2 separate regions of the Mus musculus genome follow, and region 1 is linked to region 2. A link is a loop called in an ENCODE intact Hi-C map of the cell type or tissue named here. Cell type or tissue: heart. All regions are shown on one strand. Each heading gives the region's core, and the rest is flanking DNA. Links, peaks and the distances in the headings are about the cores only.

Evidence for each region. A loop is a pair of places that touch in the nucleus more often than their neighbours do. Peaks named below come from ENCODE experiments on the same cell type or tissue, not always from the same donor. Only the 100,000 strongest peaks of a DNase experiment are listed, where the experiment ranks them.
Region 1: it touches region 2 in a loop (7-fold over the local background); 6 of 42 quality-filtered maps call a loop at or near these places.

The regions. Positions count from the first base shown.
Region 1 is chr9:44,237,585-44,242,958 of GRCm38, reverse strand. Ccdc153 (coiled-coil domain containing 153) reads right to left here and starts at 2,282. Exons shown (of 7, transcript NM_001081369.2): 1 at 2,236-2,282; 2 at 1,883-1,961; 3 at 1,272-1,337. The coding sequence starts at 1,952. In heart, for the core only: a CTCF peak has its summit at 3,291 (motif pointing left); no DNase peak of the experiment used is centred there; H3K27me3 peaks cover 605 bases.
Region 2 is chr9:44,389,564-44,394,934 of GRCm38, reverse strand. It overlaps Hyou1 (hypoxia up-regulated 1), which reads right to left. Exons shown (of 26, transcript NM_021395.4): 24 at 5,308-5,358; 25 at 4,049-4,099; 26 at 2,566-3,946. The coding sequence ends at 3,885. Among named protein-coding and RNA genes, the nearest start is that of Gm26306, 3.7 kb to the left of the region's middle. In heart, for the core only: a CTCF peak has its summit at 3,275 (motif pointing right); a DNase peak (open chromatin) is centred at 3,254.

The DNA.
Region 1 (5,374 bases), core at 300-5,299, 150 kb after region 2:
CACCATAGCCTTGAACTCTGCTTCTCTTTGGGAACTTGGCAGTGTCAACCTCTTATGCAGTGTCTCTCCCTGGACCCTCTTGAAACCCACAGAGTTTTCATTCCTACAGAGTCAATAGTCTCTCCGTGTTCTGGCTACTAAAAAACAATGGCTTCCCGAGCTGCAGATTAGCTTCACGGTAGACTACTTACCTATCCTGAATGGGGTTGTGATTGCGTTCTCAGAGTCAGGGGGAAGAACAACTTCTTCATCAATCTTCATTGTCTAGCCCTTCCTCACAATCCTTGCCAACAGAGAATTAGCCCTGGACATAGTCCACACTTCCAGTTCCCCAAGAACCCAGAGATGCCACGTATGCCAAGGCTGCACGGATAGTTCTATGTCAACTTGACACAAGCTAGAATTATCAGAGAGGAGGGAGCCACAACTGAGAAAATGCCTCAGGCTGGAGAGATGGCTCAGCGGTTAAGAGCACTGACTGCTCTTCCAGAGGTTCTGAGTTCAAATCCCAGCAACCACATGGTGACTCACAATCTTCTGTAATGGGATACCCTCTTCTGGAGTGTCTGAAGACAGGGACAGTACACTCATGTACATAAAATAAATAAATCTTTTTTTAAAAAAGATTAGAAGCCGGGCATGGTGGCGCACGCCTTTGATCCCAGCACTTGGGAGGCAGAGGCAGGCGGATTTCTGAGTTCGAGGCCAGCCTGGTCTACAAAGTGAGTTCCAGGACAGCCAGGGCTATACAGAGAAACCCTGTCTCAAAAAACAAACAAACAAACAAGAGAGAGGGAGGGAGGGAGGGAGGGAGGGAGGGAGGGAGGGAGGGAAGGAAGGAAGGAAGGAAGGAAGGAAGGAAGGAAGGAAGGAAGGAAGGAAGGAAGAAAGAAAATGCCTCTATAAGATCTGGCTATAGTTAAGCCTATAGGGCATTTTCTTAATCAGTGAATGATGGGGAGGGCCCAGCCCATTGTGGGTGGTGCTACCCCTTTGCTGGTGGTCCTGGGTTCTATAAAAAAGCAGGCTGAGCAAGCCATGGAGAGCAAGCCAATTAGCAGCACCCCTCCATGACTTCCGTATCAGCTCCTGTCTCCAGGCTCCTAGCTCCTCTCCTGACTTCTTTCAATAATAAACAGTGCTTTGGGTGCGCAAGCCAGATAAACCATCTCCTCCCCACGTTGCTTTGGTTGTGGTGTTTCTTCACAGCAGTGATAACCCTGACTAGGACCTGTCATTGCTGCTGTCTCCTGAGGCTCCACACTCCTTACCCAAGCGGTCCTGAAGCAGCTCCTTCTCGAGCAGCACCAGCCTGTGCTTGGCCTCAGCCTCCACACCTGTCGTGGCAAACCACGGAGTCTTAGGCTACGCTGATCTCGCCCCTGCCCTGTCTTCCTCCCGCACTTTTTGCAGGATGGGGGAAGATCACTGATACCCAATGCCAAAATCTGACAAATTCATAGCCAAGCCTTCACTGCCTTGTACTTGGTGTGTGCTCAAAAGAAGGGTGAAACAGATGACAGAGGCAAAGGACTAGAGGGGGCTCCAGGGGGAGAGAGGCAGTCTCCGGTCCCCAGCCTGGCCGAATCTGAACTCAGGGCTCTGAAGAGGAGGGCAAGAGAGCCTCACTTTAGCCAACTGTGGTGTCAATGCCTAACTAATGCCAGGCATTGTGAGCACCAGGCTGTCCCAGCACTAGGAGGACTAGGAGGATACGTTTGAGGCTTGCCTGGGTTTCTTAGTGACCCTGTGTCAAAAGAACAAAAGACAAAACCAAAACAAACGCCCTCTGTCTTGTTGCCCAGGGAGCTGGATTCCCTCTAAGGACCTTGGTGTGGACATGGACATGCAGGGGCACTGGCCTTCACCCATGGTGACTCACCAGGACTTGAATTCTTTTTCTTCTTCCGTGCCTCAGCTTTTCTCCCCCTTCCTTTGGTTTTAGGTGGCATCCCGCTGTCCTGACGAAGGGAAGACCTATGTAGGTCAGCATACAGACAGGCTTTCCTGACTCTTACACTGAGTTGGTTGGGGGTTTCTGGAGCATCAGAGTGCCAGTCTCCCAGTGCATCTTACACTTCTATAGAAGCTTCATTTCTTGGTCTCTGGGACCCTTAGGGAGGGCTGGGATCACTGAGGGAGAACAATCCTATGTGCAGCAGTCAGCTTCTTAGAGAAACTTCTGGACATCCCTTCTCTCTCCCCAACTTGTGTACTCTCCTCCTTCCTACCTACCTGCAAGACTTTCTGTTGCTTGTGTGGTGTCTCCCTGGGAAATGACATGTCATGGGGACAGTAAAGAGAGACCCAAGTAGATTGAGTCTAGGGAGGAGCCTGGGTCCTGGGAGCCAATCCAAGGTGTAAAACTTCCTCAAGAGGTGGGACCAAGAACTGGGATGTTGGGTTTCTGGATACTGCACGTTGTCCAGGCAACTGGAAAACTCAGGCAGGTGGGTGAGCTAAATCAGCTCATACAAAGGAAAGCTTCTCTTTTTACCTCCATATCCTAGCCCTAAAGAAGAGGCTTAGGAGCCGAATAGCTATTATTCATGTCTACACAGGCACTACCTGTGGTCTGGAGACTCTCCAGGCTAGGAATCTACAAACTTGCAGTCTGGGAGAGCAGTGTTTTGCAAGACATAGGGAAAGCAGGGATAGCGGCCATCACAGCTACTTTATATCTGGAGGTTTCGTGTGAACACAGTGACATTATTTACTTTAAAACAGAAGGTTTGGGGGCTGGAGAGATGGCTCAGTGGTTGAGAGCACTTGGCTGCTCTCCCAGAGGTCCCGAGTTCAATTTCCAGCAACAGCATGGTGGTTCACATCCATCTGTAATGGTATCGGATGCCCTCTTCTGGTGTGTCTGAAGACCACCAGATACATAAAATAAATAAATAAATGTTTTGTTTGTTTTTTGTTTTTTGTTTTTGTTTTTGTTTTTTTTTAAACAACAACCTGAAGGTTTGCCTCAAAAAGGCTACTGTGGTGTGTGAGGGAAACATGTTCTGACACAGGTAGTTGAAAGGATGCTGACCCACAAAGAGGAACACAAATTAGACAAGAGTCTGGAGTTCAGCTACTTAATTTTGCTCAGCTTGTATTTCTTGGTGTATAAGTTTTGTAGCTCCTGAAATCCCCAGACGTCAGTGCAGTGTTTACAGGACTCCTTTTTCCCTCTCCAGTCAATCTTGCCTTCTCCCACTATTTCTTTATGAGGTTTAATCTGCAGGCAGGGGTTTAGCAGCCCCCAGGCTCCCTGCAGCATAAAGTTGCTTAGGGCTCCCTCTAGTGGACTTGCTTGACCGCCTGCACCTCCTAAAGTTTGCAGTTGGTAATTTCTTGGGCAATATTGGGGGAGATCCCCTTTACGGGGTGTTTTTTAGTATCTTATGTATAATTAAAATTTGATTGTTGGCAGAAAGCATGACGGGAAGCCCTCCCTCCATCTGGGAGAGATCCGTCTGGACCTGTGCCATCTCTGGGCACCATAATGTCACCATACATAGAATTTAAACAAGCCTTCCTCCCTGTGGATTATGGAACCTACAGATCCTTTTTAGGCATGTCTGTCCATTCTAGTCCCTGAAAATGTTGGTCAGTTGCATATTATTAGAAGCAAATCTGCCGAAACAGACACAAGATGTGGGACTATGAAATCACTTCCAGAGCAAGCGGAAGGTCAATACCTGTTTTATTTAACTCCGTAGCACTTTAGATACTGTAAGAGAGAGTTTTAATTTTTATTTTTGATTATGTTCTTTATGTGTGGGTTTGTGAGCACAGTGCCGGGGGGCGGGGGAGGCTACAAGAGAGCTTTGGAGTCCCTTGGAGTCGGAGTTACGGGTAGTTGTGAGCAGCCCACCAGTGTGGTGCTGGAAACCAAATTCGAGTCCTCTTCATGAGCAGGACTCACTTTTAACTGCCGAGCCATGTCTCCAGCCCCGGCTCTGGACACTTTATAGAGCAAAGAGTCCTACTTGTCGTTGTGATGCTTACAGCCCCTGTAACGTAGGGCTGGTGACCCCGTACACAGGTCTCAGATATGGAGAAATCTCATTTTTCATCACGTTTTCATTTATTCTTCCTTTAGAATCTCCGGTCCTTTCCCAGGAGCTTCTCAGGGACTTCTTTCCCTGAATCTCTGTCACTCACGTTTGTGCTTGGAAGGACACATTGGGGATGACAGAACACAACCTAGACCTCATGTTTTAGGAGATCGTGTATTTTACAAATGAGTTCAGTCAACTGACTCTCAGGTGCAGGATCAGGATGTGGTTTGAGGTCAAGGTGAAGTGGAGAAAAAAAAAGGTGCCATGTGTCACGTGATGAACTGGTCCCAACGGAACCCAGAAAGGGGTTGGCGTTGTGCTCAGCAATTCAGCCCCTCTTTAGAAAACAAACCAAATAAAAACTGTGAGAAAAAGGCCAACCTTCCCTTCTCTTTTTATTGACTTCAGTTTAGAAGCGACGATAGGAAAGATCGTTTCTGATCTCACTGTCTCTGTTAATTTTTTTTTTTTTTTTTTTTGGGCTGGGGAAGCTGGAGAAATGGGTCAGTAGTTAAGGGTACACGCTGCTCTTGGAGAAGACCCATTCAAGTGCACACACACATTCAGATTGTTAAAATTAAATCTTAAAAACTTGTATTACATTTAGTGTGTGGTCAGAGGACAGCCCATGGGGACTTGGTTCTATCCTTCTCCCATGTGGATCTGTGGGATTGAACCCAGGTCGTTGAGTCTGGCAGCACATACCTTTACCGACTAAGCCATCTTGTTGGCTCCCTGTCCTCCTTTGAATAAGATCTATCCAGGATGGCTTCTGTTTGCTTGTCTTTTGAGAAAGGGACTTACGTGTAGCTCTGACTGACCTGGAACTCCTAGATTGGGGCCTCTACCTCTGTTTTTTCAGGGCTGGAATTAAAGCTGTGCACCACAGCCTGATCTGGACAAGAGTATTGAGGAGATATATAAGAGGGACAATCATTCACTTTTATTCAAATAGGACATTGGTTATTTATATATTAAAAGAAATGTGACCTGATCAAAAACACAGTGGCCTTGGCCTACACCACCGGCTCTCCCCCTTCCTAATGCCGTGACGCTTTCCGACAGTTCCTTGAGAACCCCAACCAAAAATTATTTCTATTGTTGCTTTATAGCTGTAATTTTGCTATTGTTATGAATTATAATGTAAATATCTGTGTTCTCCAATGGTCTTAGGTGGCCCCTGAGGATCCCTTAGGGGACCACAGGTTGAGATCCACTGGCCTCCAGGAACTGTGAGCTAAGCAGGGTGACATAGCTACTTGGGAGGCTCTTCGAGGAGGATGCTTTGAACCAGATATTTAATGTCAGCATGGGAATCACAT
Region 2 (5,371 bases), core at 372-5,371:
GGGAAGGGAAGGGAAGGGAAGGGAAGGGAAGGGAAGGAGGTGGAGAGAGAGAGAGAGAGAGAGATTGAATTGGAACAGGGAATCTCCCCTTAGGCATATTAGCTCACACTTGTAATCTCAGCACTTAAAAGACAGAGAAGGTTCAGCACTTAAGAACACACACTGCTCTTGCAGAGTACAGGAGTTTGGTTTCTAGCACTTGCATGGAATGGTTTACAACCACCTCTAGTTCATGTGTGCAGATGTCATGCATACACATATAACTAAACGAAATTGTTTGTTGGGGCTGGGGGATAGCTAAACTTTTTTTTTTAAGATTTATTTGTTTGTTTGTTTACTTATGAGTAAATCAACTGTAGCTGTCTTCAGACACACCGGAAGAGGGCATCAGACTCCATTTCAGATGGTTGTGAGCCATCATGTGGTTGCTGGGAATTGAACTCAGGAACTCTGGAAGAGAAGTCAGTACTTTTTTTGGTGGTGTGTGTGTGTGTCTGTGTGTGTGTCTGTGTGCGCGCGCGCGCGCGTGTGTGTGTGTTCAAGACAGGGTTTCCCTGTGTAGCCTTGGCTGTCCTAGAACTCACACTGTAGACCAGGCTGGCCTCAAACTCAGTAATCTGCCTGCCTCTGCCACCCAAGTGCTAGGATTAAAGGTGTGTGTCACCACTGCCCAGCCATACATTTTAAAAAAAGATTTATTAATGTATATGAATACACTGTAGCTGTATTCAAACACACCAGAAGAGAGCATCTGATGCCATTACAGATGGTTGTGAGCCACCATATGGTTGCTGAGAATTGAACTCAGGACCTCTGGAAGAACAGTCAGTGCTCTTAACCACTGAGCCATCTCTCCAGGCCCATACATTTTTTCTTAAAATCTGGCATTCCATGTTAAGATAAATCTAAAAAAAAATAAAGTTCTCTTATGTGTTAAACTTCTCTCATGTGTTAAGACAAACCTCACAAAATAAAGTCCACCCCCATTGTGTATCAGCTCTGTAATTACTACTCAGACTAACCAATCTATTATTTATTTGGGGAAGTTTCAAACCTACCCCAAGGTTTCAAGAATAACTTGACTTCGACAAACATTAGGTAAAGTTTACCTAATTTCCCTCAATAAATATCCATAACATGCCCGTATGAAAGCTAGTTGCTGTATCATTAAACTTCAATTTCAATTTTGAGCTATATTGCTGTAAAAACAAAAATATTCTCATTCAACCACATGACCACAATCACACTAAACACACACACACACACACACACAAAAGCCAGTGTACCATTATAAGCCTAAGCATGCTTGTGTCTTTCTACAATATTGGAACTTACCAATTACAAAATGATAAGTCACCTCATTTTTTGTTTTTGCTTGTTTTTGTTTTTCGAGACAGGGTTTCTCTGTATAGCTGGAACTCACTTTGTAGACCAGGCTGGCCTGGAACTCAGAAATCCATCTGCCTCTGCCTCCCGAGTGCTGGGATTAAAGGCGTGTGCCACCACGCCCAGCTAGCCACCTCATTTTCATTAGCTGTCAGTCACCAATAAGTAATTTCCCTTCACAGATGTGAACTGTCACTCACAGGTGCCTTTGTTCAGTCTCTCCAACTATTTTTATTTTTGGCTTTTTGAGACATTGTTTCACGGTATGAGCCCTGCATGTCTTAGACTCCCGTTGTAGATCAGGCTGGCCTGGAAGATCTGCCTGCCTCTGCCTCCTGAGTGCTGGGCTTAAAGGCCTGTACCACCATGTGTGACCAGCTTTGTATTTTTTTCTGTTCACAGATCTCTCTCTGGTTGGTTCATCTATCCACTTGTGTTAAGTTTGAGATTTTGTTTCGTTTTGTTTTTGAGACAGAGTCCATGTAGACCAGGCTGGCCTTGAAGACCCACCTGCCTCTGCCTCCTGAGCACTGGGATTCAAGGCCTGTGCTGCCACCTCCCAGTTGCTTTGTATTTTGAGACAGGGCCTCATGGTAAGCTTCGGGATGGCTTACAACTTGCTATGCAAGCCAAGCTGGGCTTAAACTCCAGGAGCTCCCTTGCCTCTGCCTGCAGAATGCTGGGTCAAAGGCCTGGTAATGTTTCAGTACAGATTCGAGATAAGGCAGTAAGAGACACACATGGATCACAAGAACTGTGCACCCAAGTCTGGCAGTGGGCTTCTCAGATTCATTGAAAAGCCATTTTCTGGTATGGATTTCGAACTTTCTATCTTATCACATTAAATATGATTGTTACAGCAAACAATTACTTTTTTTCAATGTAACCAAATTCCAAATCTAAAAACTGCATTGGGGACTGGAGTGATGGCTTACAACCATTTGTAATGGAATCTGATGCCCTCTTCTAGTGTCTGAAGACAGCTACAGTGTACTCATATAAATCAAATAAAATGAATCTCTAAAAATAACCTGTATGTGGTATCTCAATTTCAGCATTGGACAGGTGGAGGCAGGAGGGTCAGGAAACCAAGGCCAACCTCAGGAAACCTGACTCATACACTACCTGTGTGAAAACACACAACAAACAGACAAACAAGGGAGGGAAGAAGCAAACACATACAACCTATAGAAAAGAATATTTTATTGAAACAGTTTCTCAATTAACAATGGAACAAAGTACAATTTGATTCAAACCTGTCCAACCAGCCTGAACTGCTAACTAAAGAACTCCAACACACAGGAGGGAACAGTGAAGGACCTATAGGCCCCTCTGCCAATGTGGCACAAAAAAAAAAAAAAAAAAAAAAAAAAGGCGGGGTGGGGGGTGGAAAGTAGGGTGAGAGGGTGAGGTTGGGGTAGAAAAGACAAAACGACTGACATCAGGTTTGCTTTGCCCCTGCACTGGGGTGGCCCTAGCTCCGGCTACAGGTGCAATACTGGAGGACAGGCACTCTAGGCATGGTTATAGCAGGCAAGGGCCTCTCCTTCCTAGCGAAGTACACTGTCAAGTTGAACCCTGACCCCTCGTCTTTACCCACAAAGCTTGCCTGAGAGTGAGGTGGCATTTTTACATTCACTCCATGGTCTCTCCGTCCCCCAGGGTCTTGGGAAAGGGGCTCACAGTAGATAGCACATTTTTGGTCAGCCCAGGGGGAAGGAGGAAAGAGCATGAAGGGGTAGGTGTCACAGGAACTGGGGCTGACAAGGATGTCGAGTGCCTGCAGTATACTTGCATCCTTGCCAGCCACTCTCCGGACCTGTACTGTCCTGGGTCCAACAACCCATTCAGGGCTACAGGGCTTTCCCTTCTTGCCTGCTCCCCGCTTACTCCAGCCACCAGGGGTCGCATGAACCATGAGAGCATATTTACTCTATAGACAGTCCAGATGAAAGTCTTTGGGCAAGAAGACCATAGTCCTGTCTGCACAGGGAAGGAAAGGACAGAAGAGCCAAGGAGGAAGGACAAGGGAAGAGAAGACACAGAAGAGAAAAGAGGCACTCAGAAACCAAGTGGGACTGAGGCTCTGTAGACACTGGCCCAAACAGGACACTGATTTTGTGGAAGAGGAAAAGATGAAAGGATGCTGTGAAGACTGGCCACTTTCCAGTGACCCATAACATCCTTCCCACTACCAGGTCTCCAACAACTACTGGCAGCCATTCTCTCACTTACCCACAGGCAAAGAATTAAGACATAATAGTGATTTTTCCCAAACACAGGGCCAGAGAGTAGGAGACCAGAGGGTGGGGCTGGGGACAGAACTAGAGCCGGTTTCACCCATAGAGCTACTCTAGGACTGAGCAGCCACCTCCTGTCCCAGCTGAGAGAAGGAACTTGAGCCCCTGAGGGACCAACCCCCACTCCAACCCTGATGTATAATAAATAGAGGTGGTAGGAGAAGGGGCTGGAGCCAAGTCGGAAGGCAGGAGCTGGGGTTATAGTTCATCGTTCTTTGAAGGCCGCTTCTGTCCTGCTGACTGCTCTTCCTGTTCAGGTCCTGTTGGAGGGGGAGGGGAGGAGAATAGCAGTGTAAGGCTCAACAGCCTCTTCTTTCCCTCCAACCCTAACAAGCTGCCAATGCCCCAGGCTCCTCTCTTACCAGCTCCAGGACCTCCTAATTCCAGAGGCTCCGAGTCTGCTGGTTCCGTACCTGCATTTTAGAAGGAAAAGGCCAGTCACTAAACAAGTGAGACCTACAAATCCAGTGGTACACATAGAAGATGTGTGAGCCACATCTGGGGTGTCTCCCTTTTTTCTTTTTTAAATTTTTATTTAATGTTTATGGGTGTTGTGCTTGCACATATGCCTGTGCACTATATATGTGCCTTGGGAGGCCAGAATAGGGAATCAGGTCCTCTGGAACTGGAGTTACAGACAGTTGTGAGCCATCAGCTACAAGCTGAAAACAGAAACTGACTTCACTGAAGAGGAGCCGGAACTCTTAAGCATTGAGTCATCTCTCCAGACCTTTCTCCCACAAATTTTTACATTTCTCTGGTCTAGGGCTATAGAAAGAAACAGTCAGAAAGAAAAGAAAGAAAGAAAGAAAGAAAGAAAGAAAGAAAGAAAGAAAGAAAGAAAAGGAAGGAAGAAAGAAAAAAAGAATATATAAGCCAGGTGTGGTAGTGTATGCCTTTATACCAGCCCTTGAGAGGCAGAGTCAGGTGAATCTATTGAGTTCAAGGCCAGCCTGGTCTACAAAGCAAGTTCCAGGTCAATCAGGATTACACACAGAGAAGCCCTATCTCAAAAAACAAAAACAAAACAACAACAAAAAAGTATATGTTTTGCCCATGCATGTGGAGGCCAGAGGTTGATGCAGGGTTTCTTCCTCGTTGCTTGCTTGCTTTCTTCCCCGCCCCCCCCCCCGCCCCGAGACAGGGTTTCTCTGTATAGCCCCAGCTGTCCTGGAACTCACTTTGTAGACAAGACCTGCCTCTGCCTCCCAAGTGCTGGGATTAAAGGTGTGCGCCATCACACCCGGCTCGTTGCTTACTTTCTTATATATTTGGGGAAGGTCTCTCACTTGAATCTGGAGTTGGTACTTCATCTAGATAAGCTAACACACCTGCTTTAGCCACCTTTCTCTTCCACCTGGCATAGTAAATGGGCAGCCTGGCTGCATGGCATTTACAAGGGTGCTGGGGATCTCAACTCTTAGCCTCACACTGTGCAATTAAGCACTTACCACTGAGCCATCTCCCCAGCCTGTCTTTGCCCTTGTTTTTTTTCCAAAGAAAACGCAATGCTTCTAAAAACTAAAGGCCACCACATTCACCGACCTGAAATAGAGCATACTTGCCAATTTGCCTGCCCCTAGACTAATGAAATGTCTCATTCCCCAGGTCCCCAACTCACCAGTCTCTTCTTTGTCAGGTTCTAAAATGGGTTTCGCCTCTTCAGTCTGGCCTAGAGGGAAACC